Linked DNA regions of Mus musculus: regions 2, 3, 4, 5, 6 and 7 are each linked to region 1. The links are chromatin loops, found by intact Hi-C in ENCODE. Cell type or tissue: gastrocnemius. All regions are shown on one strand. Region 1 has its middle 12 kb from the start of Gm27162. Region 2 overlaps Gm3331 (a long non-coding RNA gene). Region 3 overlaps Ets1 (E26 avian leukemia oncogene 1, 5' domain). Region 4 has its middle 4.3 kb from the start of Gm31871. Region 5 overlaps Gm27166 (a long non-coding RNA gene). Region 6 overlaps Gm31755 (a long non-coding RNA gene). Region 7 has its middle 65 kb from the start of Gm27166.

Evidence for each region. Hi-C counts contacts between places; a loop is a spot of excess contacts. Peaks named below come from ENCODE experiments on the same cell type or tissue, not always from the same donor. Only the 100,000 strongest peaks of a DNase experiment are listed, where the experiment ranks them.
Region 2: a loop joins it to region 1, with 2.7 times the contacts of the local background. A loop is called at or near these places in 6 of 42 quality-filtered maps.
Region 3: a loop joins it to region 1, with 3 times the contacts of the local background. A loop is called at or near these places in 12 of 42 quality-filtered maps.
Region 4: it touches region 1 in a loop (10-fold over the local background); 41 of 42 quality-filtered maps call a loop at or near these places.
Region 5: it touches region 1 in a loop (2.8-fold over the local background); 15 of 42 quality-filtered maps call a loop at or near these places.
Region 6: a loop joins it to region 1, with 2.5 times the contacts of the local background. A loop is called at or near these places in 22 of 42 quality-filtered maps.
Region 7: it touches region 1 in a loop (7-fold over the local background); 23 of 42 quality-filtered maps call a loop at or near these places.

Annotation. Positions count from the first base shown.
Region 1 is chr9:32,939,236-32,943,235 of GRCm38, reverse strand. No RefSeq gene overlaps it. Among named protein-coding and RNA genes, the nearest start is that of Gm27162, 12 kb to the right of the region's middle. In gastrocnemius, CTCF peaks have their summits at 1,412 (motif pointing right) and 2,488; a DNase peak (open chromatin) is centred at 2,502; H3K4me3 peaks cover 1,203 bases; H3K27ac peaks cover 2,358 bases.
Region 2 is chr9:32,832,774-32,836,773 of GRCm38, reverse strand. It overlaps Gm3331 (a long non-coding RNA gene), which reads right to left. Exons shown (of 3, transcript XR_379227.1): 3 at 3,200-3,560. Among named protein-coding and RNA genes, the nearest start is that of Gm3331, 52 kb to the right of the region's middle. In gastrocnemius, no CTCF peak of the experiment used is centred here; no DNase peak of the experiment used is centred here; H3K27ac peaks cover 2,940 bases.
Region 3 is chr9:32,693,786-32,697,785 of GRCm38, reverse strand. The region is part of intron 3 of Ets1 (E26 avian leukemia oncogene 1, 5' domain); the gene reads right to left. Among named protein-coding and RNA genes, the nearest start is that of Ets1, 60 kb to the right of the region's middle. In gastrocnemius, a CTCF peak has its summit at 1,744; DNase peaks (open chromatin) are centred at 934 and 1,835; H3K4me3 peaks cover 2,885 bases; H3K27ac peaks cover 3,706 bases.
Region 4 is chr9:32,588,160-32,592,159 of GRCm38, reverse strand. No RefSeq gene overlaps it. Among named protein-coding and RNA genes, the nearest start is that of Gm31871, 4.3 kb to the left of the region's middle. In gastrocnemius, CTCF peaks have their summits at 206 (motif pointing left) and 2,059 (motif pointing left); DNase peaks (open chromatin) are centred at 267 and 2,055; H3K4me3 peaks cover 158 bases; H3K27ac peaks cover 397 bases.
Region 5 is chr9:33,078,793-33,082,792 of GRCm38, reverse strand. The region is part of intron 1 of Gm27166 (a long non-coding RNA gene); the gene reads right to left. Among named protein-coding and RNA genes, the nearest start is that of Gm27166, 49 kb to the right of the region's middle. In gastrocnemius, a CTCF peak has its summit at 1,898 (motif pointing right); no DNase peak of the experiment used is centred here.
Region 6 is chr9:32,403,061-32,407,060 of GRCm38, reverse strand. The region is part of intron 1 of Gm31755 (a long non-coding RNA gene); the gene reads left to right. Among named protein-coding and RNA genes, the nearest start is that of Gm31755, 6.7 kb to the left of the region's middle. In gastrocnemius, a CTCF peak has its summit at 1,568 (motif pointing left); a DNase peak (open chromatin) is centred at 1,602.
Region 7 is chr9:33,094,375-33,098,374 of GRCm38, reverse strand. No RefSeq gene overlaps it. Among named protein-coding and RNA genes, the nearest start is that of Gm27166, 65 kb to the right of the region's middle. In gastrocnemius, a CTCF peak has its summit at 2,494 (motif pointing right); a DNase peak (open chromatin) is centred at 2,511.

The DNA.
Region 1 (4,000 bases):
CCCCAAACCCCCTACTCTTCATCATCTTCAGCAGTTTGGAAAGCTGCCCACAGGGTCATGAGCATGAGAGAGCTAGCCCTGCCCCTCACAAGCTGCAGCACTGGAGAAAGCCAGTCCTGTGCCTCACTCAGGAAGCACAGTAGAGCAGGCCCTAGTGGAAGGATGTTGGATGTGCTGGTTCCAAGGGCGAGAACATGGGAGAGTTGGCCTTCCCACTCACTAGATGTGAAGTGGCCTGTGGTAGAGGGTAGTAGGGGAAGCCCTCAGCCCCATTGCTCTTCTCTACCTGAGGCAGTCAAGAGAGTTGGGCCTGAGGGCAGGAGAGCGGGAGAGCTGACCCTGTCTCCTGAAGATGGTGGCATTGGGTGGTGGAACCAGAGCAGTGCTAGAGAGCTCACCCTGGTGATTCACATAAGGGAGAGCTCAGCTACCTCCTAGGCCCAGACACAAGGCTCTGAGTTGGTCCAACAAAATCTCTATCATCTGCAAAAGGTTGGAATGCATAAAAGGGCCTGTCCTGCTAATCCAAGGCTGCAGTATCCCCCATGATCCAGGGCAACAACAGGGTAATGGAGTGGAGGACAGGTAAGGATCCAATTCTGATGGTGTCACAGAAGCCAGAGATTTCAAACCCGACCAATGACTCACTGCAATGGACATTTGCAAGTGAAGATGTATGGACAGAGAAATATACTGTGGGACACACTGTGACACACTGCAGCTTCCGCAATGGGGTCTTTTCTATGCTTTGTTTTGTTTTGTTTTGTTTTTATTGGGGGGGGGAGGGTTGCAGGGTGAATGGCGGATATGAGGGAAGAGGGAGATGAGCAGAACTGGAGTGCATGATGGGAAACTCACAAAGACCCAATGAAAACCTTTTTAAAAAAAAAAAAAAGGACAGAAAAGAAAAGAAAAGCAATTCAGTTCCTTGCAACTTCAGCTCAATAGTTTTGTTTTCTCCTCAACTACTGCCCCGCCCTCACCTATGAGAGCCTCTGGCATATTGAACAAGGAAGACATTCGCCACCCATACTGCAACCTGACGTCCTAAAACTTCGATCCTCACCGTCTTTCATTCATACTTTCTTCACACTTAAAACCATCTTCAGAGCCATAGTTCAGAGTCTTTCTTCATTGTACATAGCATGCACCCATTTGTTTGTTTGTTTGTTTGTTTATCGGTTCTGTTTTCTTGGGTCATGAGCATGTAAGACAGGCACTTTACATACTTAGCCATCTTCCCAGCCCACCACCCATGCCTTTGTTTTCTGTGGCTGCCAAGGCAAACAAGCCTATACATCCTGGAAAATCAGCACTAGAATGGTCCACCTTCAAGAATTAAATCATTTGATGTATACAGGCTGAGTAGGTGGGGTTGGGGGGGGTGAGCATTCCAGACTCCCCACCAGGGGTTGCTAGACATCAGATAAGTTCTGAAGAGAAATATGTGAAAATGGTAAATGAGAACAGAAAGACAGTCAAAGAAGAGACTGTTACCCTGGCAAGGCAAGCAGCCCTTCAGCAAAAGACCTCATAATGAACCATTGTGAGCTTAGCTGCAGTGTTTGTGAATGGAATGCTTTCTGTTGAATGAATGACTGCTGTTCCATAATTCACAAAGTCTGACTCAAAACAGCCCGGGAGGTATGAGCATGTCTTCAGTGTGCACCACACACGTTTCCCCTCTTATCACCCACAGTCACTTTGGTTTACTCTGTAGCTCAGACGTTAGTAAGCCACAGCCAGGTTATAGAAGAAATCCAGTCATTTATAACCAAACCAGATAACTGGAGGACTGAGCCCTCCTGACCACTGAAGATCCCTTCAATCAGGGTTCCTTTCCGTCAGCGAAATCTCAGGGCACTCGGTCTAGAAAAGTTAATTTGCATTTTTTTTCTCCAGTTTCCTTCTTGAAGCAGGCTCATCAAATTCATAAGGAAATATGATAAAACAGCCAATGATTTCAACTTGCAAAGACAGACACACTGCTCTGAGCTGCTAGCAGTATGTGGCTGTGTCTCTTACGTTTGCAAAGTCTCATGCTGCTCGCCACTGTGCCCACAAGCCCCTCCTCGGAATTTGTCCTCTCCAAAAGCAGCAGAATTGCTGACCCTAATTCTGAGACAAGATGCACAGTACACAGTGTTCCCTAACAGTGCGCATGCAGATTCTCTTCAGGGACTAGACTTAATGTAAACAGAGATATCCAGAAGTTACATTATAGCCTCATTCTTGAGATAAACTTCTGTTTAATCGCTGATCCTTCCCGGAATAAGAAAAAAAAGATGCAAATAAATTGTTTTACTATTCTTAAACTAATACTTAATCTTCATTTTCTTCCCATGCTGGGAACTCTGTCACAAAAGAGAGAGCGGAGAGCAGAGAGGAATTTAGGAACAAAGCGAAGAAAAACACTTTTTGTCCTGGTTCCCAACCAGTCTCCCAAGCCTGGATTTAGACATGTCTTCTCAATCGCGACGCTAGAGGGAGTCAAACCCAGGAATCTGAAATGATCTCCGGGGTTGAACAGCAAGGGCGGCTGTTACACCTTTCTCTTTAAACGAATGCTCCTTAGCTCAACTGCCCCAGAAAAACGCCCAATCTGGAGTGCCGTGCCTTGCTTACTCTGAGGTTACTATTTCTAAAAATAGTTTTCTGAAAAATCTCTCTAGTGGGCTGGGAAGCACGCAAGTGGAGTGTGGGACCCGGAAGTGCACGGTTCGGCTTCGGCAGGACCCTGCAGGCTGAGGGTGGGACTACAGAGCTAGCCAAGAGCAGCAAAAGGGGTCGTGCCCTAGACTGAGAGTGTGTATTGGGGTTTAAATAGGCTATTCTCACTAGTCCTTGAGGAAGCAAAGTATTGGCTGGGGGCTGGGAGCTGGGAGCCCCAGAAGTGAACACCATGTATCAGGTGGCTGTGATTCCAAGATTGCCCCCACTGCCCCACCGCACACAAACCACACAGAGCACTACACCTCTGCGAAGGGTCCAGTAGAAGCAGCCTCTAAATGATGTCATGGCAGATGAACGAGGTTTTACACACCTCCGCTGGTCTTCCAACCATTTAGTGTTTCAAGCGAGGCATGGGAGTTAGAGAGAATGCCAGATATGGTCCAAGATGGGAGGAGACAGATAAATCCAAGTTTGGGAACTCTATCCATTTTCTCTCTTCCGTCTCTGGTCACATTTGTAATTCCTAGGAGAATATTACCACTTATTTTTGAGCCACTTTCATTTTTGTTTGTATTTGCTCTAAAAAATCCCCTTAAGACCAAAAGCAAAGAACTTCTCTAGTGTTCTGTCCCTTTGGGGTATGTGTGTATGGGGGTGGGAAGTATTTTGAGCATTCTTTTTTGGATATCCCTAACCTGTACAAAGCAGGGACCTAGCCTTGTCTCCAGCTTTCTTCTGTCACCAGCTTAATGTTCCTCAACATCTTGAAGCCTGGAGGAGGATGTGGAGGGAGGTTCAACTTTAGCATTTAAGTCTTGGGTACAGGGCAGTTACACAAAACTCAAGAAGCCCAACTCGTTGCCTGAAACACAGACTCTAGGTTAGACCCAGAGCTATTCCGTCCTCTAGCAAACCTCCCAAGAAAGATATCGGAGGACAAGCCTGGTCTATTTCCTTGATCAATTCATGAGAGAATTTGGTCCGTGTAGATTCTGGGAGAGCCCACTGTCTGAACTTTCAGAATTATTGCTAAAAATGAATGTAGCCTGAGCAAGCCTTTATGCTAGGAATGTCAGTCTTGTCTATATACATCTTCTGAGGTTTGGTACCAGCTCAGTAACTGACTGCAAACAATGTAGTGAACTTTTCCAATCACACTCACCACCACCACCATCATCAAACAAGACTATCAGAGAAAATAATCTATCAGTCCCTTTTTGGTTTAAAAGTTCCATGGTTTCTGTCTCTCTCCAGAAATTTTTGAATTTTTCTATCTTCTGACCTAAAAGTCAGAAGAGAGAAGTCTAATTGCAAATACAAGCAAGCC
Region 2 (4,000 bases), 110 kb after region 1:
GAATGATAAAAACAGCTTAAACAGTGAAAAGTGATCCGAGTTCAGCCCTGACAGGCCCTGCCGGCTACAGCAGACAAGATGAGCATCCACAAACTGGATACTTTCCCTGTTTAAAGCCCCAGCCTTCCTGCTTGTCTTGCCTGTCTTATGAGTCACAAGCAAACCCCACTCCTTCCCCATTCACATTTCCCACTCACCCCTCCCTCTTAAAATTTGAGTCATCTGTGAGACTAGATGCTGAGGACAGAAAGGCAGGCATACACTAACACAATCCTTCCATTGTTGCTGGCCAGACCGAACGCCATCTCCTCTAAACAGCCTCCTCAAGTCTGTGCAACTGCCACCCCTCACTTCTGGTCTTCCGTGGCAGTGTTCCTATGTTTCACACTTTAGCTTGTAATCATCTCTTTCATGTGTGCTAGGGTCTCGTATGCATTACTTCTAAAATGAAAGTCTGCATCCTTCACTCCTGAAATTCTTCCTTAATGACCCCTAATAGGATCACAGGAAAGTCCCTGACCTATCTACTCAGTACTTCTTTGTCGTGAATTTTATTGTTGTTTTCCGATACTGACTTCTGGCTGGCCCAGGGTCCACTATGCAGACCAAGAGATCTGCTTCCTGTGTCTAAAGGTGAGCACCACTATGCATTCACAACATTTTTTTTTCCTGTTGTTGCTGCTGTTGTTTAATAGGAGTTCCTTGGGATGAAGGTTGCTTTGCTCTCAAAAAGAGGCTTTTCAGGAAAGAAGAGGAAGAAAATTGCATTCTATCTCTTTTTGCTATAAACAATCCAAACTGTCCCATCAACTCTGACCCAAATAGTTGGGTTTGGAGAGCAGAGTTGACCATGGGGAGAATCTGCAGCTGACAGTGTGAATGCCAGGAAGCTTCTCCCATCTCTGCCAATGTGAAGAGCTAATGGATCTAGCAGGTTAAGTTCTTTTGCTACATGTGTGCACTAACATTCCAAGACCCAGAGGTCAGGATAAGCACACGTGAGTGGTCAATTGTCACTTGAGAATGACAAGAGCAAGCCAGGCTGGTGGAAGCTCGGCAGGGGCAGGAGCAAGCTTCAGAGTGAGGCCCGGAATGGGGGTGGGAAAAAAGAAAGGAGGTCTCTCTGCCCTGACCCGGAGTGGGAACAAGGTGAAAGGGGAGAACCCTGGGCCAAGGCAGTGACCCAGAAGACCCGAGCAGAAGTAAAAACAGATGCGAAACAGAAGCTGTCAATATCCGGGGGGAACAAGGGGGTCTGCCCCGAAGGAGATGACCCTGAGTACGATGCACTGTTGTTGATGTGTCTTGACTGGGACTGGCACTCCACAATTAAATCTGGACAGCCACAGGCGTGGAGAGCTGCCCAGAGCACACAAAACACTTTGTCCCTCTAAGTGAACAGGGAAAGGAGCGTACCCTGTCGAGCCTGGAGGAGTGACCCTTCCCATAACTCATCCACTTGACACACAGATACCAGGCTCATTACCCATGCCAGGTTCCAGAGACTTGAGTTACATAAGACACACTCTTTGTCCTCAGGTTGCATACTAATCAGTCACTCCCGTGCTAATCTAAGAACTGGCAGTCACAGGCTCCCTTATGCAGATGGTGGTAGATGGTGGCTCTGCTAAGGGAACCAAAGAAGCCTGACCCCAGCCAGCCCCAGATGATCGCATCATTTCAATAGCGAAATCTCAGGCCACAGACTAAGTTTTGCCTCTGGGCAGTAGAAAGGCTCTGAAGGGCCAGCAGCCCTTTGTTTTCTGATCCTCTTCCTTACACCAACCCACACAGCCATTCCTGGGCTGGCCCACCCTGAACTCAGTGTTCCTATTTTTTGTCTTAAGCCAGATGTGACTGTTAATTCTCAGGGCCCCCGGGAGACACCCAAAGTCCCATGCCAAAGTCAGCAGGGTTGTCCCTGGCTGGGATTTAGTGGGGTCTAAATGTGGAGCTTTAGTGTTTAAAATATGTATTTCCAAAGCACTGGCTCCTAATTACTATGTTATGACCGCCATTATAAAGAAGAGGAAATTGGGATTAAGGAAGATTAAGTAATTTACTCCAAAGTCCCTAAACAATCAGGTAACAACGTTTATCATATGAAGGTTAGCTCTCACTCCTCCACCTGGAGGCACACTTCCTTCTCCTGAGGGCCCCTTTGTTCGCCATAGTGAACCTCTACAGATCACAGCTGAGAGACCCATGTGAAATCACCTCTGTGGAACCTTTGTGAACCTTTGGTAGAATATACTGGCCGAAGCCTCTTAGAACACACTGTATTGTCTTTTCTGCATGACTATCTATTTCCCCACTGCAAGTTTTCTGTAGATTTTTGCCTGTTTTTTTTTTTTTTTTCCTACCTTAGCATCTAGTCCCAAGGCATATACACTACAAATGCCTAATAAACATTTCTGGAATTCAGATCTCTTTTTCTCCAAATCTCAGGTACTTTCCACTCCAGCAGACTTCCTTCCTGTTCTCTATAACTTCCCAAAGTTGAGCTAGATCAAGTAGAAAACCTTATCTATGAGGCGTATGTTGAAATTACTACCCCTCTGGGTGGTATACTCTATTTTCTTGCACCTCCATATGGAGAAAGTTTAATTTATAAATTAGGCATACTAAGAATAATAACTAATAATAAAATAGGACAATAACAGCAATCGGCGGTGATAGAAATTTTTTTTTAAAATATATGAACTCATTGTTTACTTCCTGAAGTTTTCACCCAATAGTTTTGGACCTTGCTTGGTTATAAGTAACTAAAACATTCAAAAGTCAAGTGTGTGCAGAAGAAAGGACTCCTGAATTGATTCTTTCTGACTTCACTCATCAGCCCAAAGTTACAAATGTATCTTCTCTCCAGGGTCTCCATTAACACATGGGGGCCTTGGGTAAAAATTTAACGTCACACAACTATATATCAACTAATATATGTCCTGTGTTATCTGCCTTCATGACAAGCTCTAAGGTCCAAAATGACACAAAATTCTCAGCCTGCAAAGTAAAGACCCTGGTCACGCTTGAAGCCTAAGAGCTGTATAAGATTTACATCCCCCACCCCCACCCACAAGGCACACACCCTAGAAAGAAGCCCGGGGAAGCCCTAGAAATGCACCGTTGGTCATTTGGCCAAGGAAATCCGGGACCACAAGTACCCAAGGGCGACTTAGAAAATGTGACTGGCCTGAGTTCCTGGAAGTTCCCGGAAGTTAATCAGACCTGGTTCTGGAAAACAACACCCTGTTGCCAACGCTGGGGTGGCGCTCACTTCCCCTTCCTTTAAGTTCATAGTCAAACAAAATCCAGCTTGATTTGGAAATGACCACCAGAGCATGGCTTCAATTCTTCCTTCACTTGTGATGAGGCTGAAGTCTTTCAACTGCCCAGTTCCTGTCACCAAAGAGGAGCAGCCAGCGCACCATCCAGTCTGCTTGTCCCGAGGCCTAAGTGAGGAGAAGGCTGGCTCGATTTGTATTCTTTCACTGCCCTTGTTCCTGAGATAGTTGATGTGAGGAGGGTGATAATTTCAGGTGCCTGGTTTTCCACTGTTTTCCCTGATAAAAGAAACGGGGGGGGGGGGGAGGTCAGTGGAGAGAAAAAAAAACATATGTTTTTATCTTTGCCAGAGAGTTTCCATTTGATTTGGCGATGGGGACAAGAGGCAAAGAAAACACTATGAGCAAGCAGTTGTGCAGGGCTCTGGGTGCCCTTTGGTGCTGCCTCCAAGGTAAAAAAAAAAAATTAATTAATTAATCAATTAATTGATTAATTTAAAAAACCTGACTCCCTTCCTGACAAATTATATAAAGATCAAGAGAGCTCTTCTTGACATTGACTAAAAACAAGACCAGCAGTGATAGGAGACAGCGGACATGGGGCTGGGTGTAGGCTCTGCTTCACTCTGGCTGGACTCAATCTCTTGTCTAGAGCAAACAAACCAGGTCATGGGAGAGATACATCTAAAATGAATAGGATTGAAAACCATGAGCTGTGT
Region 3 (4,000 bases), 250 kb after region 1:
ACTATCCCTTCGCGTCTGCTATATATGGTTTTAATCAATGGTAACACAGAGAACTCCTGGCTCCATCGAACACCCCAAACCCACTTTCATAGCAACATTTCTATATGTAGCTCTGAGTGCCTGAGAAGTCTCCCCAGCTCTAGGAGAGACCCCCAGCTCAACCTGGCTCTGAATGTCATCACACTGTGTTTGTACAGAGCAATCCGGCACTGACTGTCAGGAGCGTCTCTAGAAAGGATGGCGCCCAAATGTCTTCATTAACATTTTGAAACACATCAGAATGTCAAAACGTCATCTTGGCTTGTATTGAAAGTCTAAAGAACAGGTTAAATATGCAGTTATTTACGGCAGAGGCAAGAGATCAGGGACAGCAGTTAAAGTTACAGATAATCAGACCCAATAGACGTGTGTGTTTTGACATCTGATTGTTTTCCAAAATGCATCATCTTCTCCCTTTATCTTTCTAGATCCTTTCACCTCCAAAGTCACTTTTCTCTGAGTCCAGCTTCCTATTCTAAAAGTAGGCACTTTGCACTCTGCTAGCTTCAGGAATCCCCAAGAGTTGACTCCATCTGTTGAACACTAAAATTTCCTTCTAAGACAATATTCGATGTCTTTACTCTCCCTCTCTTCTTCAAATCCTTTAAGCCTGCTAAATAAAACCATGAGCCAAAGACACTAAGTTACATCTGGTCGTGGGATGCTTTCCTTCTTCAAGGACCTTTGGTACGGGAGGCCAAAAGATGGCAGAATAGAAAGGCAGTAAAGCTAGTTACTACACTGACCAGGAAGGAATCAGACTTTCCCAAAGTTAAACAGATTCTGTTCGTTTCTCCTCCCACTACCTCCCCCTCAACCTAGAAAAGAGGAGTGAGGCTCTAAGGGACTTATGACAGGGGCGCTCAGGATGCAAGTGCTCGTAGGCCGGGCAGCTAGCCAGACACCCTTTCAGCACTTCACAAGAGCCTCCCATCAAGCTCCAATACTGGGGAGACACAGTTGGGACGGGGTGGGGGTGATCTTAGAGACAGTGTCAGGCCCCTTGCTAACATTAAGGAATATTACCAGAAGTTTCTCGCTTATGTGGGAAAATTCAAACAACGGAATTAGGGAGCTGGAAATTCTATAAGCGTTTTCCCATTAGTCACAAAACACACAGCTGTGAAAATAAATACACCCAGCCCCCCCCCCCCCAAAAAAAGCCAAGGGTCTTGGGCCACCAACAGTCCTCCTGGCTTCTGCATCCAGTGCTCCTGAGGGAGCAGCGCAGCCCAGAAGGGGACCCGGAGCTGGGGTGGGGGCCTCACTGTTGCCACTCACCCGGGGAAGGGAAAAGCTCGAGATCCACTTTTTCTGTCTTGATGATGGTGAGAGTCGGCTTGAGATCGACGGCCGCCTTCATGGTGCCCGGAGTTGAGGGGGCCGGCGGGATGAGAGTAAGTTTGCTGTAACTGTTGTTTTGCTTTTTAATGGGGATTTTTGAACCCAGTGGAAGGGGACAGAGCGCAACCCTAAAATCTCAAATTCCCGCTGACCGCCCCGCGGGAAGGTGCGCGCCCAGCCAGTCCGCGCGAAGTTGGCACTTGGCGGAGCAGAGAGCGCGCTTAGGTCCCAGCCTCGCCCGCGCCTCGCCCGCCCGCTCGCTCCTCTGTCCCGGGCGCTCGCTCCCTCCTCCGTCCGGGGCGCTCGCTCCCTTGCTCGCTCGCACGGCTGGCCGGCGCTGGCGCAGTGCAGCTCGCCTCCGCTTTAGGGCGTTCCTCACCGAGCCCAGGCCCAGGGTCCCAGCCGCTGCCCTGCCCACTCGGCGAGGCGGCGAGGGCGGGGCGGCGGGGCGGGGCTTAGCATCTGCAGCCAATCACCGCCCGTCTCCCAAAAGCGAAAGGAAGGGCGGGCGAGCCTGGCCCGGCGGCGCTGCTCCAGCTATTCCGCGCGCGCGGGGCGAGGGCCTCAGCCCACCGCTGCTAAGAATGGCTGGCGAGCCTGTCCCTGGCATGCCGGGGCTACTGCCACAGTCTCGGGAAAGTCCGTCTGATTCTGCACGCATTCTTGAAGGCTTGGTCACCCTCTGCGGCCCCGCTCCAGTAGCAGCATAGTTTTCCAAGTGCGTGTACATCATTCATTCACAAAGCTTGACACACAGGACGTGAGGCGTGGGTGCGCAACGAGGGGCGCGTGCGGGGGATTCCACAGCAGGGGTCCTGCGAGGGTTCCTGCCTAGACCTGACTCAGAATCCCACCCGTGGAATGGTTGGGCAAGACAAGGGCAGTATTGATGAACAGAAACCTCAATCAACTTCACTAGCTCAGAACCAAACCTATTGGAGACCCCCAAAACAAAAGTCCCAACGCTCCTGGATTAGCCAGGGAGTCCAGAACCTGTAACTGAGTTTCTAATTATTCTGTTCCTCTAGTTGTGTCACCATTGGCCAACGCTTTGTCAGACACTGCTCTATTAGGAAAAAAAAAAAAAAAAAAAACAGCATCTTTTCCTATATCACCACACCCACCAACACTCTGGTATGAATCTCTGGGGTTCATCACAGTGCATGTCCTTGCCATATTTGAGAACTCCCAACATGCCAGATAACAAGATGAGTGAGGTAATCCATAATTTGCCACTGATAGATACCCATTATACATCGAGAGAGTTGGTATAAATTAACAAATCACCCAAGGACATGGAAGTATATATGTAACTGGAGCAAGGCACTGATGTCCACCTTTGAGTAAAAGACAACATAACAAATCTTCCTGAGCAACCTCAGGGAAAGCTATTCTTAGTACTGTTTCCTGATTTCTAAGCATGTGCCGAACTGCTACCACTTGCCTGCAACTGTAATTTCTGTTCCAGTAGACTTATTCACACCTGCTAGCTTTATCTAAGCATGCTTTCTCCCTTCCAGCTTTAGCAGAGTACAGGGTTCCCAAAGCAAATCCCAATCCGAGGGGTGGAGTGGGGGCAGCAATGGAGTGTCAATCTCTGGGTCTTGGTCAAATTTCCAGTCTCCACCCTTCTTGGGTGACCAGAGGAAAATATGTGTATGTGATAATCCTCAATTTTTTTGGGGGGGGGCGGGGGGGAGAACAAAGACCATGCTGTGTTTCTGCAAGGTATGAGAAAACAATGCTGGCCTCCAAATGACAAGAACAGACACTTCCAAGCCTGGGAAACGCTTAGGGAACCCGTTGATGAATGAATTGTACGTTCACACGCCCAAATAAGCAGCAAGGCAGAATCTTGGACTGGGCCCTCCTTATTATGACGTCTGCAGAACTGGACAAACTAACAGTTTATTTGGGGAATTTTCATTTTGACGTGGCAGTCTTATGAAAAGTCTGGAGAATTTCTACTTTATTTGCAAAAGCAGTTTCCTCAGAATCCCTCCTTCCTCATGGCCTCCCCGAGGCCTCTTCCTCCAGCAAACCCGTGTTCAGTTAACACTACTGACATGCAAGCATGTGCAACACTAAAGGAAGCCTCCCACAATCCAGCTGGGAGCATTTTCTACCCTGGCAACAGTGAGTCAACATGGTCCTTGTAATGCTTCCACAATGACCATCAGTGTGCTGGTTTTCCTGTCCCTAACTGTGTCGTGAAGTGAAGAAGCTCAAAATGTGCTAGTGTCCATCCAAATCAGAAGGTGTGATGGGGACGTCTCTGATGGCAAATGTTCGATACATCTCAAGCCCCACGTGTACAACAGGATCTGGTTGGAACTTACTGTAGGGTGAGAAGCACTGACAGAGATCCAGTTAAGATATTTATACATTTTGAGGACACTGATCATCCAATCGGGACTGTTGATCACTTAATTAATGTTGGACACATGGAATTTGCATTCTCCTTATAACACAAGTAGATTTCCCCAAACATTCTTGCAGAGTTTAAAAGCCGTTGCTATATTTTACCTTCCAAAAAAAAATCATACAATTTTCCCCAAGCCTAGGACATTACAGACTTTCAATAAATATTTCTCGAGTGAAGCACTATCAGTTTACT
Region 4 (4,000 bases), 350 kb after region 1:
GTTGCAATAACCTTGACTTCTGAAAAGTCCTCTGGTTCCTGCAGTAGAGCGAGTTTGTTTTTTGAGATCTGTTTTGTCACAAAGATAAAAGTCTCAGCAGTTAGCGTTTCAGCCCTTTGAGTTTGTCTTTCTCATCCTGTGAAATTTCAAATTGTACTGTGGAGTGTAGTAGCCTGGAACTTGAAGAACATGGCTCAATGGCGCCCTCTTAAGGCCAAGAAGGAGAGGTACAGGAAAAGAGGATACGGTGTCTAGAGCATGCCTGGCCAGCCAGGGTAAGTTCCCACGTAGGCAGGATCCGCTGCTCCCTGTGTAACAAAACCGAGCAGCTGCATTAGTCATCCAGTCCAGACACACCGTGCAGATGTGGGTGCTCCCGCCACACAGTTGAGAAGGGGTTGGGCTTAGGCATTAAACAGGCCTTGGATTCAAGTCCCGCACAGGGTTGTTACTTAGCCTCTTTGACTCAGTTTCTCTCTTTACATGATATAAAATATTATGAGCATTAAGATAGGAGCATCCTTTGCTCTCTTTTGGAAATTGGTTCTAGGACCACCACCCAGGCCTCTCAAAGAGTAAAGTCCATACCCGGTTCCAAATGCTTTAAACAACGTAACCGCTGTGTAGATAGCTGTTACACAGTAGTGTTTAGAGAACTATAACAACACACCCAGTTACTACAGATAAAGTATCCCAGGCCAGGCTGAAGAGTGTACAGAGCCATGTCTGGGGGGGTGGGGGGCTGTCTATTCTCTCTCTCTCTCTCTCTCTCTCTCTCTCTCTCTCTCTCTCTCTTTCTCTCTCTCTCTCCCTCTCTCTCTCTCCTTGCCATTTATTTGCTCTCAACATGCACCGAACTATTTCATTCTCACAGACCCTGTGATCTATGGTGTATTATTATCTACTTTATAACAACAAGAAACCAGGCCCATGGTGAGTTGATAGTTACCCCATCTCATAGTTGGCACAGGCAGGCTTGAGTCCGGGTGGTATGGCCTGGAGACCCAACAACCCTGCGCATAGGACTCCTGCTCACTGGCAGACTGCCCTTCTGCTGGGAGAGCAAAGAAGAAACAGTGTGGCTGGCCTGGCATAAAATAATTAATAGGAACTTGAGTTAGACTCTGGTTCTTGATAGGTCATTTCCAGAAGAGGCAGGTCCTTGGGTCCATCTGTGCTGTCTCGTGCAATAGGGCTTCTTTCATTGATAAAGGTAAACAATATTTTGTTGTAAGTATCTACCACATTTGATTGCTCTATTTAGCTGTCAAAAATAGTTAGGCTATTTTTCACCCCTTAGCCACTGTCAACGATGCTGTAAGAACCATGAAAATGCAGTGCTAGTTCTCTACAAGATGCTGACGTCAGCTCCTCTGGGAAAAGGCCCTGGAGCAGATTCTTCCCTGGGTCTCCGTTAGTTTTAGGTTGCCATGGCAGCGGCATCTTTCTGCATCCCCATCAACAGTGCAAAGGTTCCAATTGCCCATACCCTCAACAATGTTTATTCTTGTTTTGATAATGCTGTCTGACAGGTGTATGATATTTTCTCATCGTGAGGGAAGAATACAGGAATGAAATGTCATATTGACAATGTAAAAAACCAGTAAATGATATTTGGACAGTCTGCATGCTGTCCAAATCTGACTTTAAAAATATATATATCAATATACCCTAACTACAAATTCTTAGTATTTTTTTATTATTCAAAATTCCTTATTGGTATTTACCCTCAGAAGTTGGAGGGGGCAATCAGTTCCGAAAGCACTTCCTACCTAGATATGCTATTCGTGTTTCTTTAAAAAGTGAGCCCCTCTGGGCATGGTGCATTTTTATGAAAAGGCTAGGTAAGTTTGGGGTAGGAGGACAGAGCTGAAAAGTCTGTCGTCTTTGTGGATAGGGGAAGCCACATTTAAAGGGCATTTTTTCTTCAGAAAGAGACCTCTTAGAACAGAAGTTCAAGCAAGAACATTCTTTCAGCTAAAGGCCTCTCTCCTCCTACTGACTGGCTCCATCCCTTGACAAAGACACGAACTCTGCTTTGTAGCGACCCCTGCTGGCCATATGCACGTGGTACAATGTAGCCAACTACCCGTTCCTCCTGAGATGCTGATAAAAAACAGAGGCCAGCATATAGGCAGCCCCTCCTAGTCTCTTCTGCCTTCTGAGTTCTGGACTATCGTGAGTTAAGAGAAACCTTCCTGGTCGCCCAGCCTTTTGCCTAGGAGCTGCTAAGGACAGAGATGGGCAGACACGAACCCTTCCCCCTAGACGTTTAGAGATGACTACAGAAGAGAGGGTATCATGCATGCTAGAGCGTGGCATTGCAGCGAAGAGGGGGCCCCCATATATAAGCACTAGAACGTTGGCAGAAGAGGCGCTGTGTGAGCTTCTCTGGAGCACTGAAGCAGAGAGTGTGCCGAGGTCTAAGGAGGACGCATGCTGGGGGGGGGGGGGACACACACACGACAGGGCTCCCGCTGAGGTGGGAACAGTGGTATGGGAAGGTTTCCTCTGCGCTTCTAAGGCTCCTCCTCCTGATGATGTTTAAAGCAGAGCTCTCCTCTTCCGAGAATAAGGAACATGAGTGAGGTGGGCTTTCAGAACCCTCACTAAGGAAGAGGTTGGCTACGCCCCTCCCAGAGACCCTTGGCTTCTCTGTTAAGACACCATTTGTCACTTCTTTGCTCAAGACTGTTGGGTGCAGTAATGACCACAAGGGCAGTCTAGGGAGGCAGGTAAGTTCTTTTCATCTAAAGCTGGTGGGAAAAAAAATCTCTATCCTCATCCCATGGGATTTTGGGTTCTATTAGAATCCAGTTCAGAGATGACTTACAACAAAGCAAAAAAACCAAAAAAACAAAAACAAAAACAAAAAACAACCCAAAAAAACAAAAAAAATTACAAAAAAAACAAAAAAACAAAACAAACAAACAAAAACAAGTGAATTAATTGGATGTTAACAATAGTGTTCCTCGGTTCTCCTTGAAATCATTTAAAATGTTTAAGGGCAGCTAATGTTCATCAGTCATATTGGGTGCACCTTGTGATGGACAACTGAGCCATAAGAAGTGACAAGTGTCAGAGGAGAGTCTTGGACTTCTTTCTAGCATCTTTGTTACTTTCAAATGTCCATAACAATGTCCCCAAATGGAATCATCAAGCTATGCCCCAGCTCAAATAAGGTTCAGCCATTACACACGGGTAAATCCTTAACTGTGTAGGGAGTCAGGGGACTGCTCTTGACTCTGTGGGGCTGGGCTCAGCCTCTTGTTACCTGAACAGACAGTGTGAACACAGAGGAAAGTAAACAGCCCTTTGCACGTTAAGGACCAATATGGATATAGTAATGGATTCCTCCAAACCTCAGCAGCTGAGTCGATTTACAGCTGGGAAATTAGACAAAGCTCACAACTCCCCGAGCTGGCTGCTTGCCCCTTAAACACTACCTGACTGTCACCAGCCCAGGAAGAAATCAAGTGGCCTCCTGGCCTCAAAATCTCCCAGGGTGTTCAAGGGCTCCAGGCAAGGAAACGTGACCTTCCCTAGACCCCCAGCCCCCAGATCTCCAAAATGTTCATCTGGTAGAGCAAAGACAAAGCTTCTGAGAGCCTTTTTTTCTGGGAAAAAGTGGGGGTCTCTGTGATCCTGGGGGGCCCAGCCTCAAAGAAACTTGCTGGAAAGACTTGGGGCTCTACTGTCAGAAGCTAAATGGGAACGAAGCAAGAAAAGATGGAGACAATTGAAAGATAACCCTGAGAGTCTCACTTTTCCGAAAATGGGAATGAGTAACGTCGTAAGTCCTTGGACTGACGGGGCAGAAGGAAGCTGGAAGCAAGTGGGGGAAGTTTAATCAACACAGAAAAGGGCATGGAAGAAGGTCTAACTGAGAAGAAGCGGGAAAGGGAGCTGAGGAGAAGAGTCGGGTGCCAGCCGAGCTAGGAAACCAAGCATTTCAGTAATAACACAACAGCTTTAGAAAATCAGTTGTGAAAAAAAAGTC
Region 5 (4,000 bases), 140 kb before region 1:
ATTTAGGGAATCTTCATGATATATTACACACTAAGTATGATTGCCTAATTTTGCTTTTATCAAACAAAATTAAGTCAGTAAGGTTCCTGTCTTCAAGTCAGTTAAGATCAATGTGAGACTTATATAAGTAAAAAAAATTAATACAAATTATGGTAGATAATATAATAAAATGGCCAATAAAATGATATAAAAGTGGAGGGGAGGTTGTGACTTCCTCCATGTTGAATCACAGCATTGAATGAAGACTGAAAATTTCTATATCGAACCTTGAGTGGTAAAGAGAAGTCCCATAGGCAAAAACTGAAGGAGGTGTAATTCAGAAAGAAATAATGCTGGAGAAATTCAAACAAATTGCAGTGCAACTGGTGGGAGAGGGTGGTGAGGAGACTGTTTGGAACAGGGGCAGCTGGCCTGCAGCCATAGTTGATCCAGAAGAAGAGTTCAGAACCTTCGTGGGTGTCTAGAAATGGGTGTGGGTCTTTGCAAACCAGGAAAGCAACATGCTCAAAATTCTCTTAAGCTGCATAACCATAGTGTGGGGACAGAGCAGAAGAATGGGAAGCCACGGATGGGGTAGTGGCTACATACTCACAGCATCTTGGACTAGGCTGTTGACAGGGGTGGGGATAGGGCATGCTTCTGCCATGTGCCCCTTCGTAGGTTTGTGCAAAGTCTTGAGAACTTACTAAGAACAGAACAGAACTTACTAAGAACTTACATCAAGAGAAGTGTATCATGATTTTGAATTTTTTCATCTTTTTTCCCACAGCATACTATCTTAAGATAAAGAAGGTAAGGTGATTCGAGGTGGGAGGGTTACTATTGAAGAAAGTGAATAGCTTTTAGGGATAAATAAAACTGGACCCAGAGAAATCATTCTATTGTCATTCCTAAAATGTAGCCCAAAAACCGTATCAGAGCCTTGCTCCACCATTCGCCTCACAGGTTGTCTCTAACAGTGTTTCTATCTAAACTGAGCTGCTAGCAGACCAATATTTTTGGTTAAAGGCAAAATGGACAACATACCAGTAGCTTTTACTCACTACAGCCATAAACATCACTAGCGAGAGCAGTGCACCAGTGAATGGACGGGCAGCAGGACAGTGTAGATGCAGTCACATCACCAGCCTGAACTGGAATTCAGAAGCCCTGGCACATAGCAAGCCTGACTGGAGACCACTTAGAAGATCTTCCCTTTAAGCAGAATTTCCAACCACAAAGCCCTATCTCCTTATTCCCAGCCATTATAACGTTCCCTCCAACAGTTCCACCTAGATAGGTTTTTCTTTTTTATATTTCAGCCATCTGCTTTTAGTTAATGCCAGAAATATATTTCAAATCATCAATGAAACAAACAATCAAAGTTGACCCCATTTATTAAAGAGGCCCTCCAGCCTGCTCCACACTGGGAGAAATTTGTCAGTGAAGCTGTCTTGCAAAAGAGCCCGAAGCTCTTCTGTGGCGTTCCTGTTTGTGCTCCTCTGAAAAGACACTGTTGTCACCTGGAATATATGGCCATAAGTGAGCTCCTGTCTGCAAGGCTAAAGGAAGATATTAACTGAGCATTGTGCATAAGGAAGGGGGAAGGAAGGCGTTGATAGATCACAGCAGAAGCAAACCAGGGAAAGGTGGACCAGGACAAGCAGGCCCTCTCCTTTAGTAAGGACTGCGTCTGGCCTGTGTCCGTGGTTAGATCGTATATCTGACAATATCCTCCCCTTTAATGCTCTGCAGATTCAAGGTATATTATCATACCCTAAGCCTTAACTCTCTAGGGAAATTATGTCAAACCATAACCAAGGAAGTGCAATTGTGAAAATTCACCCCAGGAACCAGCTGTCTGGAACTCCCTTTTAGGAAACAACGGAGAGTGGAGAGTGTGTTCCAAAAGGTGGCACTCTGAGACTGAGAATGGTGACTAAAGCCTCATCCTAGTCTCAAATTTCTGGAAGAATTGTGCTTAGCGTGAAATTCTAGTAGGCAGAGTGAAGGGGGATAGACGGAGAAGGGGAGAGTAGAAATGAGCTTAATTTTAGAGCTCTTCTCAGTACTCAAAGTGGATCTACCGTTATAGCAAACTCTTCCCAGTTCATTATGCAAAGACAGCACATTCCTGGTATGAGGAGGAAGGGAAAAACCCTTTTATGAAGCCTCTCTGCCACCTCCATTCAGTAGTGCCATCTGCTGACCTGTGCAGCAGTGTCACCTGAGAACAGAACGAAAACAAAACAAACAAACAAACAAAATCAGATAAGCTTCTGGCAAAACCTAAGGAGTGAGCAAAACCCTGAGAAAGCAACTTCACAAGCAGCTACAAGCGTTAACCTGTGCTGATGTGACCGGAAGCTGAGTCATGCCCACAGCTTTAACTGCAGCTTTGAGACTACACCTTCAGAAAGCCAGAGCCCTTTGCTCAGAGTTATTGAACATCTAAATGGGCATTCTTTAACCACAGCTAAGCTTCCAGACACATTTTGAGGAAAGCTGTAGGAAAACTGAAAAGCCTCATTGTGTCCTTGTGGTTGAATTGCTTTCAAGAACGATTCAAAGTCCCTGCTGCCATCGATGGCAAAGCCAAGCACATTCTCCAGCGTGCATTGTTTCCTGAAGATCAGATATGGATTTAATGTGGTGCCAAATGCAAAAGGGAGACAGGCCGATCCCCAACTTCGTTCTTGAACCAGCTCTGAAGGTCAGAGCTAAGTACCCAGGGACAAGACTTCTCCATTATCATCACAGTGAGAGCTCAGCGAAGTGAAGAAAACCAACCTCTTTCATGGGCACAATGTCTCAGCCGCCAATAATCCCAAATTGATTATTCTGGCTGAAAGTCACATCTGTGTATAATCTCAGATCATGAAGGGTCCTGAAAAGTAGCTAATATCTAGTTCATCTGGAAACTTTTCCTTCTGTAATAGCAATGTGTGCTTCATTTTCTTTTAAAATCTTTGTAGCTGCTTTTTACAAATAAAATTAAGAGGGTTAGAAAAAAAATTTTTAGTAATTGTTCAAAAGTAATCAAAGTCAAAGTCATGTATTTGATTCTAAATCTAATTACAGAATTCAATTCTAGAATTTGGGCTGAACCATAAAGTTTAAAATATATATTTTAATTGATACTCATACATACAGACAACTCGTTTTGATAGAATCCAACCACTCCCTTCTAATACCTTACCTACCCTCCTATGTCCTCCATCAATTTTTTTTACAATTTCATCATTTTTATTGGTTGTTTATTTATTTATATTTCAAATGTTGTCCCCCTTCTCGGTCTCCCCTCCTCAACGTCCCAATTTCATCCCCCCTCCTCTTTGCCTCTAAGAGGGTGCTCCTCCACCCACCACCCTCCATTTCAACCTCACCGCTCTAGCATCCTCCTATGCTGGGGCATCAGACCTCCATGGGACCAAGGGTCTTGCCTCTCAGTGATTCCAAATAAGGCAATCCTCTCCTACATATGTAACTGGAACCATGGACCTGTCCATGTAAACTTTTCGGTTGGTGGTTTAGTCCCTGGGAGCTCTGGGGGTTCTGGTTAGTTGATATCATTTTTCTACCTGTGGGGTTGCAATCTCTTTCAGCTCTTTCAGTCCTTCCCCTAACTCTTCCGTTGGAGTTTCTGAGCTCAGTTCAACGGTTGGCTGTATCTGTATCTGTATTAGTCAGGTGCTGGCAGAACTTCTCAGGAGACATCTATACCAGGCTCCTGTCAGCAAGCACTTCTTGGCATCAGCAATAGCATCTGGGTTTGTTGTCTGCAGATGGGATGGATCCCTAAGTAGGGCAGTCTCTGCTCCATCATTTATCTCTTCATTTCCTTTATACAGGAACAATTCTGGGTTAAAAATTTTGAGATGGGTAGTTGACCCTATCCCTCAACTGGGGGGTGGTCTCTACAGGTTCTACCTCCCCTTTGTAGGGTATTTCAGCTAGTGTCATCCCCACTGGATTCTGAGAAGCTCTCACTTCTCCAGTATCTGGTACTTTCTAGAAGCTC
Region 6 (4,000 bases), 540 kb after region 1:
GATGGATGGATGGATGGATGGATGGATGGATGAGTAAACAAATGAGTGAGTTTGTGGCTACTTTGGAGTCTTCATACAAATACACACACACATATATACATGTGTATATACATATACATATGTATGACAGTTAATCCCAAAATAGTCCAAATCTCAATATAAAATGTAAGTGAAAATGTTTATATTTTTCCAATTTGCATTTCTTTCACTTGACATTTTGAAGATATAGAAAGCATTCCTTTTCCTATTTACTTATATTCTTAATGAAGGTCTCACTTCTTAAAGTCTGGGTTCACCTTGAACTCCTGGGATCAAGGGATGTCCCTTTTTCAGCCTTTTGAGTAACTGGGACCACAGCTTTGTGTTCTCCGTGTGATAAACTTGGCTTGCACTATGCTATAGTCTCACATTCCAGACTTTGCACACATCTCTGTTTCTGGACCACTGTGCTCTCTTGATCCTTGCCTGTGTCTCCCCGGTTTGTCCACGGCTGACTGACCTCCTGCCCATGTCCCAGGCTTCCTCTTAGCGTCTTCCCAGGAGGCTCTTTCCCCTTAGGGCCATGGTCTTTGAGGTGATTCCACCTCTGAGAAGCACGCTTTCTGCCAGCTGTCCTGGTCTGTGAACTCTCATTGCAATTCTCTCCTGGCTCCCTAGAACTTTGCTTATTGTCTAAATGTGCATTACAGATGGGTAGCAGTCCAGGTTAGTGTACACCGCCTGCATTCCTTGCATCCAGGCTACAGTACAGTTGGGTCTTTATCACTACAGGTAATTCTGGAAGAAACACCTATCTTTATGTGAACTAAGCTGTTATGTGTCTGGCAATAATAACCCCACACCATAGACTCTTACTGTATAATCAACACTGTTTCCACAGATGTTTTTCTGGTGTTATTTCCCACAGCAGTGTGTGGCTCTTTTTATTATCATCATCTTGCTGATGAGAAATCTCCAGTCTCAAGAGGTCCAGTGACTCACCAAATTCATATGGAAGCCTCTGGGTGCCAAGATCGGAAAGCGAGCTCATAGACAGTGGGGATTGCCTAGTGCTGAGGAAGGAAAGCCCGCGATTGACATAGGTTGGCCTGTGCCTGTGCCAGGGAGATTTTTCTGCCTCCGACTGCTGTTGCAGGGTTAAATAAGAGAGTATTCAGTGTCTGCTAATGATAAACCCCATATAAATGCTTCACACATCGATACATACCTGTCCAGCCCTGACTGACACATACGGATGGTGAATTAGTTGATATCTTAATCCCTGTGAACTCCAATTTCCTCCCTTGTAAGACAGATGGTAGTAACTGTATTTCAGCCTCGTAAGGTGTCACATAAAGCATATAGGATCTCATAGACCGTCATGTACCCTGCAGTAGATCGCAGCATTCTACATTTGCAGCCCAGTTTAGCTTTCTAAAGTCTTTCATTTTATTAGCCTATCGATGATAGGAGTCATATATGTGTGTCTCCCTATTAAATACTGCAATCATAAAGGCTTCCTGGGAATGGCTATAATGGCTTCAGGTTAAGCTTACATTTGGGATCTGGAAGTACATAGCACCACCTGCTGGCCATTTAAGCACACTTCGTAGACAGTGCCAAGTCAACTGGCTTGTGGTACCTCCTGGTGGGCGCCTTCCTTCCCTTTATGCTTCCCCTCCAATACATTTCCTGTCCTTATTCCTCTGGGGACCTGGTGGTTGTCTGGAGCTTGGAACCAGTCAGCAAAAAAATGCTTTCCTCTCCTCGCTGCGGGGCCCTTGGTTTCTCTAACTGTATGTTAGCAGCATGAGATGAGAGTGTGTTCAGCTCTCATTCATCGCTGAGCTTCTGGGTTTCTGGGTGCCAAGAGCAGCAGTGAACCAGCCATGGGAGGAAGTGATCATTTGATCAAAGCAAAGGAGATGAAACTTGAGGTAGAGAAGAAGTCTCAGGTGAAGGGGTCAAGAGCTTGATGTGGGGTATATATGCTTTAAGGTGTAACACGCTTTCTTCAAAACTCCTGAGCTTCATACTATATCCCCTACCTCTTGGGCCTTAGCCTCAGCTGGTGATGTGGTGATCTGAGCTCACTATGGGAATAAAAGTGTTTCTTTGAGTGCAACTTTTGAGTCATCTAAATACAATGTAGGTGGTGGTCCCCAGCCACATAGTAAGTAGTAAATTACCTCCTTTTTCTCCATAAAGGAAGGTCGCACTATCAACATAGTGGCTATAAAGACTGGGAGAGATTCTCAGCTCCTTGAATATGTGAACAGATGTCTCTTGCCTCTAGTACCCAAGAACACAGTTCAAGGGTATCATAGTCTCCATGCCCAGATTTGTATGCTCTGCTCTGTCCTGCCCTGCCCTTTTTGCTGCCCCCCCTCCAGGCACGAGTTTTCCTTCAGAATCAGTGATTCAATGGATGGAATTTGCAGGGTGACCCCAAGAAGGTCAGACATGTAAGAAAGCGCCTGTAAGAAAGAAATTCTAGAATGTGGAAGCCCCGAACTCCAACCCCTACTTGCCTTCTTTGGAGTGCTGGCATCCAGGTGTGTTGTAATAGCCTCGGAGCCTTAGTTTAACTCCTGAAAGACTAGAATTGCAAAACTAACCCTGTCTCTCTAGGAAGTCTGATTCTGCCTCTGGTCTCCTCTATCTGTCCCTAATGTTGATGTTAAACTCTCTTGTGTAGAATATATAGAACTGCACAGTCAGGTCACTGTCCCTCGGGTACTCAGCTTCGTTGAGCAGGCAGTTGACTGACCCAAAACCTGTTTTGACATCATATCCATCCACATGCGATGCTCTGGCCACTCAAGCCTGTCCATCATTTCCCAGAACCCCTCCTCAGTTATGTTAGTCTGAGGCATGATGTATCTACCTGGTGGTCCAGCTCTGTACCCCCTCACCTTTCCTTATTTCAAGTTTTACCCCTCTCAATGAGTCCAGATTAACTGCTCACGCCCTCTCTTCCTCCACCTCACTTGACATTTTTTTATATTTCATTTTTTAGCATTTATTCATGTTACCAGTTTCTTTTATTTTAATTGTGATATACTTGAACATAAAATTTTACAGTAGTAGAAACCCCCAAACGTTAGAAACCCCAAACGTTTATGGACCCTAATTAAAGGGTAATTATCAAGAGAACCATGGAAATGAACCCCACCCCCTTCTCCCAAGCCAAGCCTTCCCCTGTACTGGAGTAGAAACATCTGTCCTGACTTTTCAACTAGCCCAGATTTGAACCTTGAAAAGCTGCTAGCCCCAGATATTCTATCTCACCCTGGGAACTCTCGTTCTAAGATTCCAGCTTCATCTTAGGGTGGGTGGGCAGAGTAAGCTTTGCAAAAGGAACAAGGCTTTCAGACACCAGACAGCCACAGTTAGAGTCTCTTATGTTCAGAACAGCAGGGCTGGGTCTTAGCAGCTACTCCAAAGTGATATGAAGAAACATAAGAGGGGGGTTCCACAGATGTTGGCACCCTCAGCAAGTATCCCTATATAGTGATCTATCTAAAAAGTGATCATCCTTGGGAGAAACTGTTAAGTGGCAAAAGCTACAGGACAAGGTTCCCAGAATTCTGCCCAGTGTAAAAGAAGTAGGGGTATAAATGCATATGAACTGCTTATATTTTCCAAAAGGAGACCACGTAGTGACCTACTTTCCAGCATGATGACCGAGCCAAGAATGGCAGACTGCGTGTTGCAAGTTACTTCAAACAGAGAATTGTAGCTGTCCTCACTAAAAATAAATCATAAATATTAAGCTGGTTGTGATGGAAATGCCTTAAGCCTACCACTCAGAGATAGAGGCTGGCAGATCCTTGTGAGTTCAAGGCCAGCCTGGTTTATAGTGAGCTCCAGGATAGTCAGGGATACAGAGAGACTCTGGCCTCCCAGAGGCGGGAGGTGAGAGAAAAAGAAAGCAATGATAAACATTGGAGATGATGACCATCCAATGTATAGATTAATTTGATCATTCTACTGTACTTACAAGGATCAAAAATCACAT
Region 7 (4,000 bases), 160 kb before region 1:
AATGATATATTTTTTTCTATAATTGACTTTATCATTCTTCGATTTGTATTTATGTTGGGATCCTGGAATGAACTCCACTGATGCTCAGACAACTGTATTTCTCTTGTGTCCCTGATTTATCATATCACATATCGTTAGAATACATTTATCCATATTTTTTACTCCGAAGACAGTATAACAGGGGTAAATCTCTACCACATGGATTTTACTATGACAACTGTGTAACAAGGGTAAATATATAACCCATAATTAAAAAAATAATTATCTTCCTTCAAGAGTAAATACCCAAGCCTAGGAAGTGCAAACATATGAGATCAATTTACAGTGATCTTTGATCACACATCCTGTGCATCGCCAAGTTCAGCCAGCTAGCTCGACTTAAGTTTGTACCACATCCAACCTCCAGGTTCTGTCTGGTGCATTCATCCTGTGCCCAGGTCCAGCTTGGCCTAGCCTAGGACACATATCTGTGCACCCATCCAACCTAGTAACTGTAGCTTTCACTCCTCATCAAAGATGCTTCTGTTTGCAGCACAGGATCATTATTACAGCAAGGCACAACTAGTCAAAACACAGAGAACAAGGAATGGTGTGTGCCCAATACCAACTGATACATTTACAACACAACCCCTACACCTGAGGTTAAGCAAACATCACAAAAGACCGGGTGGAAAGATTGTAAAAACCAGAAACATGGATGCAGATAGTATGTCTTCTCTATATGACAGGAAAGCTTCACCCACAAAATTTCAACATTGTGATTGCCTAAAGTTGACCAACACAGGGACAACAATAGGTGGCATGCCTATGTGGGTGAGGGAAGTCTCACAAGGTCCCACTCCTAGATGAAGATCCACAGGCAATGACTGCTAAAGAGAGAAAGAATCAGTCTTCCCTGGATTGAAGCCCATAGTTGCTTATCTAATACCAAGTGGTTAGCCCTAAAAACATATATCATATATCGTATGTCGTATATCATATATCCTATATATGTCATATGTCCTATATCTCTCTATCTCTATCTCTATCTCTATATCTATATGATAGCATTACACTAAATGGTATCAATGGCTTATGTGTGTACACATGTTCTACTGAAATATATGTATATGAATATGTTTAAAGAAAATAAAAAGAAGCCATAATTTTTAGATTGAGCACAGTAGGGTAGAGTTGTGCACACATTGAGGGCAGGGTATTAAACACAATGCTCATATGAAATTCTTTATAAACAGTAGGTTAATTAAAGACATTATCTTCCTTCAAACACAAAACAAAACAAGGAGGGACAGACACTGTCCAAAACTACCTGGGAATCAGTGTAAGAGCCAAGCTTGAGGCTTTCATCATGGAAGTCAGACCGATGTCTTTTTATTCCTTAGCATCAGTGAATCACAGTGCTGCCGAGGTAGACTATAGATACTAGAGCACCAAGCAGGCCAGCAGCCTGCCATGCCACACCACATGCCTAGGTTTCTCAGCCTCTTTCCTTATGCAAACTGAAGAATGGTTTAGAGCTCACATCATACAACTAAAAAATGAATGAGAGGTCCAGTGTTTCAAATGTCAGTAGGGGAGGGTGCTCTCATGAGCAACTGAGCCTAGTGTTTAGAGGGGCTATGAAGCAATGAGATACCTGACCAAAGGAGGAATCAAAGCATACAACAAAACATCTAGAAATGATGGGTTGAGACTTCTTGGCTATCTCCCAACTTCGAAATGAGTTGGAGATGTTTACCTCAACGATGCAAACAGATAGTGAATAAAACATGTCTGGAATTTTGTGTTCAGAAAATGTGACAAGCTTGAATCTGATGACTTTGAGACTCATCTGAAATATGGGTTTCAGCTCAACTGCAAAGCTTTTAAGGAATCCACGATATTGCTGCTATGCACTGCAGCTTGCCCTGTGTGTGTGTAGGGGGGAGCATTGAAAAGAAACTGTGAGATAGAAGACGTGAAGAGAAGAGGAGAGGAGGGGAGGGGAGGGGAGGGGAGGAGAGGAGAGGAGAGGAGAGGAGAGGAGAGGAGAGGAGAGGAGAGGAGAGGAGAGGAGGAGAAGTGAGACAAAGAAGTAGCAACCATATTCTGGATAAGCAGATCTCTAAAGTGAGCATTCTCCCCAGCAGCCTCAATGAACTGAGAATTTGACATTTATTTTTGAGCCAAAAAGAATGATTTTAAAATTGTTCTTCAGGTGCTTGTGTAAATGCACTCATATTTACAGACTGTGGTGTGATTACATAACCAAAATACCATGATACTACTTAACTTCTGGATGGGAGATAAAGACATTATTTTAATCTTGTCTTTGTGTTAAATTGAGTGCTCAATGTTAATTCTTCTTACCTCAGGAAAAGCCTTATTTCATATACTGAAGGAGAGATAACCGTTTGATTTTGTTTTCATGGAAAATTACTTTACTTCTCATATGTGTGAGAAATATTTGTGATTACACAGAACCCTGATCTGCTGGAATTGCACTTGCTAGTTAGAGAAAGTCCGGCAGGTGTCGCTGTAACACTGCTCAAATTTAATATAGTTCCCTCACAGGCAGGATGGTCAAGTACAAGGCTTTTGGTTGTGAGCTCTTCACTAGCAAAGATCTTTACCTCAATTAGAGTTCATGACAGCCTCAAGAAAAGCTAGTCTGTCTGTTAGGACCCTAATTCAAATCTGAATGTTTGGAGATCACCAGAGAAATATATAATCAGAGTACAAGTTAGCACATCCATGGGAAAAGCAACTTGGCAATAGCTTCCTAGCCATAGGTTTAAACTGTTACATGCAACTGTATAAAGTACACTCTGCCCATCCACTGTTTCAATACTCTGGGGCACAAAGTGCATTCAACCCAAGGGGTTTGCCATTGACTCGCTTTTCAAAACTGGAAGAAATTAAAGGTGCACAATACAATAATTCAAAACTCCTTATAGACAAGCACTATGGTTTCTTTCTTTCTTTCTTTCTTTCTTTCTTTCTTTCTTTCTTTCTTTTTTTATACTGTTGGCAAATATGCTCACAATCTTTCAGAATCAAAATGAGTAAAAGTTTTTTTTTAATTAGGTATTTTTCTCGTTTACATTTTCAATGCTATCCCAAAGGTCCCCCATACCCACCCCCCCAACCCCCTACCCACCCACTCCCCCTTTTTGGCCCTGGCGTTCCCCTGTACTGGGGCATATAAAGTTTGCAAGTCCAATGGGCCTCTCTTTGCAGTGATGGCCGACTAGGCCATCTTTTGATACATATGCAGCTAAAGACAAAAGCTTCCGGGTACTGGTTAGTTCATATTGTTGTTCCACCTATAGGGTTGCAGTTCCCTTTAGCTCCTTGGGTAATTTCTCTAGCTCCTCCATTGGGGGCCGTGTGACCCATCCAATAGCTGATTGTGATCATCCACTTCTGTGTTTGCTAGGCCCCAGCATAGTCTCACAAGAGACAGCTATATCTGGGTCGTTTCAGCAAAATCTTGCTAGTGTATGCAATGGTGTCAGCATTTGGAAGCTGATTATGGGATGGATCCCTGCATATGGCAATCACTAGATGGTCCATCCTTTCGTCACAGCTCCAAATTTTGTCTCTGTAACTCCTTCCATGGGTGTTTTGTTCCCATTTCTAAGAAAGGGTAAAGTGTCCACACTTTGGTCTTCGTTCTTCTTGAATTTCATGCGTTTGGCAAGTTGTATCTTATATCTTGGGTATCCTAAGTTTCTGGGCTAATATCCACTTATCAGTGAGTACATATTGTGCGAGTTCCTTTGTGATTGGGTTACTTCACTCAGGATGATACCCTCCAGGTCCATCCATTTGCCTAGGAATTTCATAAATTCATTTGGGGGGGGGCAAACCACATGACCTGAATGACAATGCTGGATAAAGCATTGTGCTATAAAACTTACTTTAATTAATAGTAATGTTGTTGCCATTAAGAGTGGCTTCTGCGTTGAGATCATCTCAGCAGATCAAGCAATAAAGTGAGTGATCTCATACTGCTTGC